Regions from separate parts of the Homo sapiens genome. Here region 2 is linked to region 1. Evidence: read pairs that join two places in POLR2A ChIA-PET (ENCODE). Cell type or tissue: B cell. All regions are shown on one strand. Links, peaks and the distances in the headings refer to the core of each region. The heading gives the core; the rest is flanking DNA.

What was found. ChIA-PET counts read pairs that join two places held together with the same protein. Peaks named below come from ENCODE experiments on the same cell type or tissue, not always from the same donor. Only the 100,000 strongest peaks of a DNase experiment are listed, where the experiment ranks them.
Region 2: POLR2A ChIA-PET joins it to region 1 with 6 read pairs; 2 of 35 experiments call an interaction of 5 or more read pairs at or near these places.

Annotation. Positions count from the first base shown.
Region 1 is chr3:122,246,172-122,250,571 of GRCh38, forward strand. All of the region lies in intron 1 of CASR (calcium sensing receptor), which reads left to right. Among named protein-coding and RNA genes, the nearest start is that of CASR, 65 kb to the left of the region's middle. In B cell, for the core only: no CTCF peak of the experiment used is centred there; a DNase peak (open chromatin) is centred at 1,910; H3K4me3 peaks cover 370 bases; H3K27ac peaks cover 458 bases.
Region 2 is chr3:122,150,677-122,155,076 of GRCh38, forward strand. No RefSeq gene overlaps it. Among named protein-coding and RNA genes, the nearest start is that of CASR, 31 kb to the right of the region's middle. In B cell, for the core only: no CTCF peak of the experiment used is centred there; no DNase peak of the experiment used is centred there.

The sequences.
Region 1 (4,400 bases), core at 233-4,232:
ATGTGTCTACCCACTCAATTAATAAAGCAAGAATGACTTTTCCAGACCCTTTCCTGTTAATTACACAGAGAGTTTCAACTGGGGACAGTTCTTATTGCTCACAGCAAAAATCCAGATTTATTGGTTTGTTTTCGTGTTTATATCCCTGTTGCTGTTAATAAAAATGAAAGGTTTAATGTGTTGAGGAAATCAGGGTAAAATATGTGCAAGAATTTAAAATAATGCACACGTAATGTTAGAACACTAAAATGCATGCTTTTGGTTTCTATTTTAGCTACAGCGGAGCCACAAACTTGGCTTACAGCTTCCTAACACTCAAAGAAGGAAACAGGAGAAGAGAGAAGATTTGTAATGCCTATAAAATAATTTTGGCCAGGTTTTCCAAAGAAAACCAGAATTTCCATGTGCTTAGAAAGATGTCCCCACGATGTGCTAGAACAGGCTTCTATCGGCGCTTGAGAGCCGATGGTTAAATATTCAGATTTTTTACAAATATGTTGTTAAACCATTGGTAGCTTGAAACTGACCATGGTGGGAATATTTAGCATACACCACAAGTCAGGTCTTGTTTTTCTTTTAGAAGCCAGACTACAAGCACACCACCACATGTCCCCAGTGGTCCTCAGACAAAGACACTGTGTGAGGTCAGGAGAGTTGCAAGTGGATGGGGAAAGGCTCAGTGTACAACTTTCTATGTACAATAGAAACCCATCCCTCAGGAGTAGCGGAGAACAGAAACATATGCCTGACCAGAGAATGACTTCAAAGTTACATCAGCAGTCACCCACCCCACCTGAGTCCTTCTTTCCAATAATACCCTTTGGAATTTCATACCTGGGATTACAAAAACTGCTATGCCCATTGAGGGGCAGACATATCTCCCCATTCAAAGATACACCTAAACAAATGCGAGAATCTCAGATTACAGACTTTATGCTTTCCACTCAGTCAGCCCTTCCAAGCCCATGTTTCACGGCATCATGAAAAGTGTCCTTCAGGGAAGAAAAAAAGTGTCCCATACCAAAATAAGCAATAATCTTTATTGCAGGACTTCTCAGAGCCTTTAAGGAGGCATATGTGCTCCTGTGGCAGAGTGTACATTAGTTCCCAAACTTGTTTTACCCCAGAACACTTCCTGGTGACACATCTTGGGACATCATACTGAAAAATGCCACCCTGGGTAGTCAGGGTTCCTTATGATTTGGAGAGGCAACGCCAGGATGTTATTCCACAGAAATGTTTCTTTTATGTAGGACTTGAGGCTCTGGCATTTTTCTTTATAAAAACATGAGTTGCATATCTTCGCTTTTCAAATGAACCATTTCATTAACTCTGTTGGTGTTCATACATCCGTCAGCAGAGCTGACTTAAGGCATAAAGGAAACAGTTCAGGACAAGAAGTTTCTTAACTTCCTGTGGGCTATGTCGCCAGCAACTCACTCAGTCCTATGTGGACACAGAGTTTGTTATGTTGCCGGCAGTACACACAAGTATGCACCCACTCAACCATCATCATGGAGCCCCTCCATGTTCCAGGCCGCGGATGGGACAGACCTGGCCCTGTCTTCAAGGAGCTCAGGATGCAGCATTAATGAATGTCAGCTTCCTCTATTTACAGCCTTTCTTTGCTTTGTCTAGGCTTCTGTTTCCCCACTTTGCTCTGTGCCCTGTGCTGCTCCTCACCACTCTTGTTCATCCTTTTCCCTCCCTTCCCTGATAGCTTTTTCCAATGACTCACAAGAACCCACCCAGCTCAGCTGCTTTTCATTACGCTCCTGTCTTTGCATTTTTCCAACTCAATTAAGCCATTACCAGAACTAAATGAGGCATGGACTCCCCAAAAGTCACACCTGTTGTCAGGGAGATGGAGGGCAAGACCATGTGCAGCTGGCAGGCAGACAGCAGAAGCCGGGCTTGGGCTTGCGGGAGGCAGCCAAGGGTGACCGGGCAATTTGTGTTTCCCCCAGTGCCGAAAGAGGGCCCTCATTTTAAAACAACATGTGCCTTGCTTTGGTACAGAAGGAATGAAGTCTGATATAGAACTAGGGATGGCCGTATTGGTGATGGCAGGTAAGAGTCCCTAATTCTTTGGCAAATGTGCACCAGCTGTGTATAGAAACCCATATTGTGGATGTCTCTTCAGCAAGAGGTAAAGGAAGCTGCAACTACAGCCAGGCACGTGAGTTTGGTGATTATTGATTAAACTTTTTCAGGTTTATTTTTCCTGTTCACCCTCATTAAAACATACACATTTCACCTTTCTGCAATAGTGGCTTCAGACCCTACTGTTAGTATCTTTATGATCATTGTGACGAAAGAGAGTAAAGATTACAGTACAATAAACCAGAGACATAGCAGTGTACTCACGTTATGGAGATAAATTCTATTGGAAATCAAATTTGGTCTTATAATTCTCTTTTTTCTAGGCAACCTAGAATTTTTTTTTTTTTTTTGCCATCTAGGAATTCAAAAATAGTAGCTTTTGAGCTTGCTGTGCCTTTAATTTACTGAGTGATTTTATGTTCAGAAGGTCTGCGCCTGGGTTTTCTCTATTTGAAATGTGAGCAAAATCATTTTGCTCTAGAGATTCACAATTTCCAGAAATGTTGAGGCCAAGAGGTGAGAGTAGGGGTGGTTTTTATTTGGAAGAAAATTGAAATGTGGCAGTGTTCACTCCTGACGTTGTTTTGCTATCCTCTGTTAACTTGTTTTGACTCCGGAACTTGGATTAGCCACGTAGCTACTCTTTGGACAACAAGTTCAACAGACATTTTTAGAGCATCCATTTAGTACCAGGTTCTTTGTTTGATGCTGAGGATGCAGCTATGATCATGGAGAAGCCTCTGCCTACAGGAACCATCAGTCTCGTGGGGTGACCCCTTCCTTGTCCTGTCCAGGAATTGCCCAACCAGCCTCTGGTCTTTACTGTGTACACTTCATACATTTGTTCAACGAATATTTGTGAATCATTTGTGCCAGGTGCTGTGCTGGGTGCTAGGCAACAATGGTGAAGAAAAGAGACAGGCCTTGGCCTCATGAAGTTTCTGGTCCCCACCTTGACTTAATTCTCTTTCCCAGCAATCACCAGAGAATATCACTATTTGCTCTGTGCTCCCTCAACACTTAAACCATGCCTCTTTATAACATTTAGATCACCGTCCTTATAATGCGCCTTTCTGTCTCTTTTTAAACCTTGAGCACCTTGAAGGCAAAAATTTCAACTTTCTTTCCCTAGTGTCTTGCACTCCCTGGTATCTAGCACATAGAGAGCTCAATAAATGTTTTTTGAATGAGTAAATCATTGCACGAATTTATAACTTCATGAACCCATGGAACCCATTGACTGGTCTGCCCTCATCTCCGATCCTTGGCTGAAAAGCCTAACAAGCCATTATCTGTCCGTACTGAAACACTCCTCCTGATGTCAAGAACCTTCTAAACATAAAACCACCTGGTGCACGGATCATTTCTTCTTCCAAGATGTATCTGCCATTGAGAGAAAGAACAAATACTAGCTTCAGCTTTGTTTGTAACACTCATTTGCAGGAAGGCAAACATGATTATATATGATTTAAATGGAATAAATGTATAGTAAGGAGAACAAATGAGTTTATTTGTGATTCTTTGCTAGATACTGTTGGAGATAACTACAGTAAGAAAAAATATATATAATAACAGTGGTTTAAACCAGCCAGAAGCCTTTTTTCTCTGTCAGGCAAAAGTCCAGGAATAGTTCAATATTAAGGTTCTGCTCTATGAAAAGCTTAGCTCATGGCACCATCATTTCCTAGGTTGTAGCTCCTTGTTCAAGATGGTCTCTAGCTGTCATATCCACCTCCGTGCAGCAGAATAGAGGAAGCGGGGAGAAGGGATAAGGGGCAACCAGGAGTCAAGTACAAAGAAAATAAAGCTTTTACAACATGGAAGGTGGAAGGTGATGGGAGCTGGACGAAGGCACTGGCCACAGGAGTGTGTAGGAGAAGGCAGAGTGGGAAGCAATGGCAGAATCACAGGACCAGGAGACTGGATGTTGGAGGACAGGGAGATGGAGGATCTAGAATGACCCTCAGCTTTGGAAGCAAATTCGACCCTGACAACTGAACTCAAAAGGGTGGTTTGAAGAATATGTTAGACTGAGAGAGTTAACTGCTACAAATTGACCCCAAATCTCTCCTTCCTCTATTCCTTATTGCCATTAATTTTCTGTTGAATGAACTAATTAAGTTAATAAACTCCAAGTAGTTAATATTTCACAGGAAAAATTTAACAGGTCTCAGTGACTAACCCTAGCCAGTTATAATGTTCTCTCTCCCATCTAATTCAGTCCATGGGACTCCTTAAAATTCTGAGTTCTTAAGGCATTCTTAAGACAAGTGCCAAAACTGCTCACTCGAGTAAGC
Region 2 (4,400 bases), core at 133-4,132, 96 kb before region 1:
GGTTGCGGTGAGCCGAGATCACGCCATTGCACTCCAGCCTCGGTGCCAAGAGCGAAATTCCATCTCAAAAAAAAAAAAAAAAAAGAAAAAGAAAAAGAAAAGAAGTGGTCTCTTACCGAAATATATTGCCTATTATGTACATTGCAAATATTTCCCGCATTTTCTTTGTTTATTCTAGTGCCTTTTATTGGACAGAAAATTTTAATTTGTATATATTTAGATACATCTGTTTTTCCCATTTTACACCTGTTTTTAATCTAGTTTAGGAGGGTTTTAACCATCCCAAGGTTATAAAAATATTCTCCAATGTTTTGTTCTAATAGTCTTGTTTTTTGTATTTATTTAATTTATATGGAATTTAGCTTTGCATATGTTGTGAGGTATGATTTTGTCCCAAAACTTTAGCAATTGTTCATTTATCATGAAATAATTATAGTCTTCTTGGATCCAGTTTTCTACTCTCTAGTCATTAACTTCATAATAGGTTTTGTTCTGGTGAAGCAAGCTACTCTTATTTTTCTTGTTTCAAAATTTTATTGGTTATTCTTGTCCATTTATTGTTCCAGATGAACTTTAGAATCATTTTGAAGGGGATCATTTTTCAAAGTTATTAATTTTCATTGAGATTACACTGAATTTACCTATTAATTTGTGAACACATTATGCTTTTGTAACTTTATAATACTAAATCTTTCTATGAAGAAAATCACATTACTCTCCATTTATTGATTTATTGGACTACTTTTCTGTTTCTTCTATTTTTATTGATATCTTCAAATTTTTCACCTTATCTTGATTAAATTTTTAATAATAGCTTTATTAGGATACAATTCACATACCATAAAGTTCGCTTTTAAAAAAATGTATAATTCAATGGTATTTAGTATATTCACAGGGATGTGCATTGATCACTGCTATCTAATTCCAGAAGATTTTAATCACTCCAAAGGGAAACCACGTATCTATTAGCAATCATTCCCCATTTCCTCCTTGCCCTAGCCTCTGGCAACTACTAATCTATTTCCTGTCTCTATGAATTTGCCTATCCTGGAGATTTCATATAAATGAAGTCATACTGCTATGCATGATTCATACATGTGGCCATTTATGTCTGGCTTCTTTCACTTAACATAATTATTTCAATGTTTATCTATGCTGTAGAATATTACTAAAACTTAACTTACTTTTATGGCAAAATAATATTTCATTTTATGACTGTCACATTTTGTTTATCCATTCTTCAGTTGATGGACATTGGGTTGTTTCTGCTTTTAGGTTATTATGAATAATACTGCTATGAATATTTGTGTACAAGTTTTTCTTAGCCATGTTTTTAATTCTGTTGGGTATATATGTAGGACATAGATATACATACTTAAATCTATTCCTATATATACCTGGAAGTAATGGGTCGTATGATAACTCTATAACATTTTGAGGAACTGCTAAATTTTCCAAACTTGCAAAGTGGGTATACTATTTCATATTCCCGCCAACAATTTATGAGGATCCCAATTTCTCCACACCTTCACTAAGACTTCTTGTTTTAATTACAGCCATCTCAGTGACTATGAAGTTATTTCTCATTGTAGTTTTAATTTTTATTTCCCAAATGACTAATGATGTTGAGCATCTTTTCAGGTGCCTGTTGACTATTTACTTCTGTTTTCTTCTGAGAGCTTTGTAGTTCTAGCTCTTATATTTATGTCTATAACCTACATTTATTTATTTTTGTATATGGAATGAGGTGGGGGGTCTATCTTTTTTTTTTTTTTTTGTATATGGCCATCCTGTTTTCCCAGTATCATGCATTGAAAAGATGATTCTTCCCCTGCCCCTTGAGTGGTCTTGGTACCCATGTCAAAAATCAGTTGATCATAGATGCATAGGTTTATTTATGAACTCTCCATTCTACTTCATTGATCTATGTATCTGTCCTTATGCCAGTACTACATAATCTTGATGACTATATCTTTGTAGTAAGTTTTGAAATCAAGAAGTGTGAGTTCTCAAATTTGTTCTTTTTTTTTCAATATTGTTTTGACTATTCTGAGTGCCTTGCAACTTCATAAGAATTTTCTAATCAGTTCTTCAATTTCTAAATGAACTCAGCTGGGTTTCTGATAGGGATTGAATTGAATCTGCAGATCAATTTGGGAAGTGTTGCCATATTAACAATATTAACTCTTCTGATTCATGAGCAGGAATTGTCTTTTTACTTATTTCAGGTTTCTTTAATTTCTTTCATGTATGTTTTGTCATTTTTAGAATACAAGTCTTGCACTTGTTTTGTTCAATTTATTGCTAAGTAATTCACTTTTTGATACTATCGTAAATCAAAATTTAACTTCATTTTCAGATTGATTTTTGTGTACATAAGTCACTTGGTTTTTGTATATTGATTGTGTATTCTGCAACCTTGATAAACTCATTTATTTGTTCTAATTTTTTTGTATTTATTAGAATTTTGTATACATAAGATCATGCCATGGAGATTGTTTTATTTTTTTCTTTCCAATTGGAATTCTTTTTATTTCTTTTCTTGCCTAACTGCCCTTGCTACAACCTCCAGAATAATGTTGAATAGGAGTGGTTAGTGCAAAAGGAAGGGGCTCAAGATGGCTGACTAGATGCATCTGTTACTTACCTCTTCCATGGAGAAAAACCAAAATGGTGAGTGGATAATCACACTTTGAATACTTTGTTTAGGAGAAAGCACTGGAATTCAACAGAGAATTGATGGGAAGCACCAAATCCAAGGAAGAAGAGGAAAGTGCAGCGGCCTACTCAGCCAGGATCAACTGGAAGCCTGGAGAGGCTCCCTAATGCCGTGAAGGGTCAGTAAGAGACCCTAGTGGCCCAAACTCCCACCGTGGACTCCAACAAGTCTAACCACAAGAGAGCACCTCAACCCATACAGGACCTGAGACTAACACAGGGAGCTGTCTGGAGACTGCAATGGCATTACTCCAGAGAGGGAGCTCATGCTGAGGCCTACAAACCCCTGAGTACTAAGCAGCTGTAGCATGGCATCATTTTTGGAGCCCAATATCTATTAGAATGCTTCCTGCCCTGGGGACCAACAGCCCTTGCATCTCCACATCTTTGGAGCCCAGTTGACATTTTCTATCTGTAGCCACTACTGCCAGGGTTGAGTCAGGAGCCATTGGCAGCAACCCCACACCCCCAGGAAAGGAGTGGCCAAGCATCTTCACATGCCCCAAGGACAAATTCCACAATCCACAATTTCTGCAGCTGCAGGCTGCTGTGAGGCTGAAGTGTAAGTAAAGTGTGTGCCCCCCGGCTGGCTGCCTATAGCTGTTCTCACTGAAAGCAATCCTGTACTCCCTAGTAGCAGGGCTGCAGTATAGCTACTGCTGCCACAACCTAACCATTCCACTGGTGCCTAGGAGATCACCCTGCCACAGCATAGCAGAGCAAGCTCCTGCATGCACCAGTAGGAGGCCTCAGGACAGGTCTGCCCAGCCCAGCTTCATCCCCTAAATACTCAAGCATGCCATTCAGGTGCCTGGGAATTGCCCAGCCCTGTCCACTACCATTGGTACTTGAGCATTCCTCCCAGGTTCTGAAGTCAGGCCTACCCTAACTGCTATGACAACCACAGCTGGCACCCACCCCCATGTGCCACCTGCAGGCCTGGGGACTGGCCCACTTAGCCAGTCACACCTTAACATGGACCAAGAACACTTGGGTCCCAGAGGGTTGTCCCACCATTGCTACTGCCATAACCCACACTTCCTGCTGCCCAGGGGCCCCAAGAACCTACCTAACCACCCAAACTACTGCTGCCACTCCTGGCACCCAAGCAAGGCACCTGGAGGTCCAAGAATCAACCCATCTGGACTTACCAACACTAGCGTGAGTACATGCTGCTCTGGTGCCCAAAGACAGGCATGCTCAGACTGCTGCTGCCAACAATGGGGCTAAAGGACTGGCCATGGCATTCCAGTCCCCAGCAAAACTTCATCACAACCTCCACTAAGAACCACACCCTAAGCCAAAGAGGAAATCGTAGATACCACTGACCTTGTTTACAGCTGAAGAAATCACACAGAGGCTAGACTACCACATGTACCCACAATCAAAGCCAAAGCACCCTACCCAACCAACACTATAGATACATCTTTAGAAAAATGTCCTTCCCAGAGCTTGCAGTGACCCGAGATCAGGCCACTGCACTCCAGCCTGGGTGACAGAGTGAGACTCTGTCTCAAACAAGAAAGAAAAATGCCCTTCCCTCTGAAAGCAAACTCAGAAAACTGGAAGAAGCAACTGTTACACAGGAAGGTATCTGGAGACTGTTACCAGATGTGCAGATATCAATGTAAGAATATAAGAAACACAAAAAAGCAAGGAAATATGAAACCTCCAAAGGAATA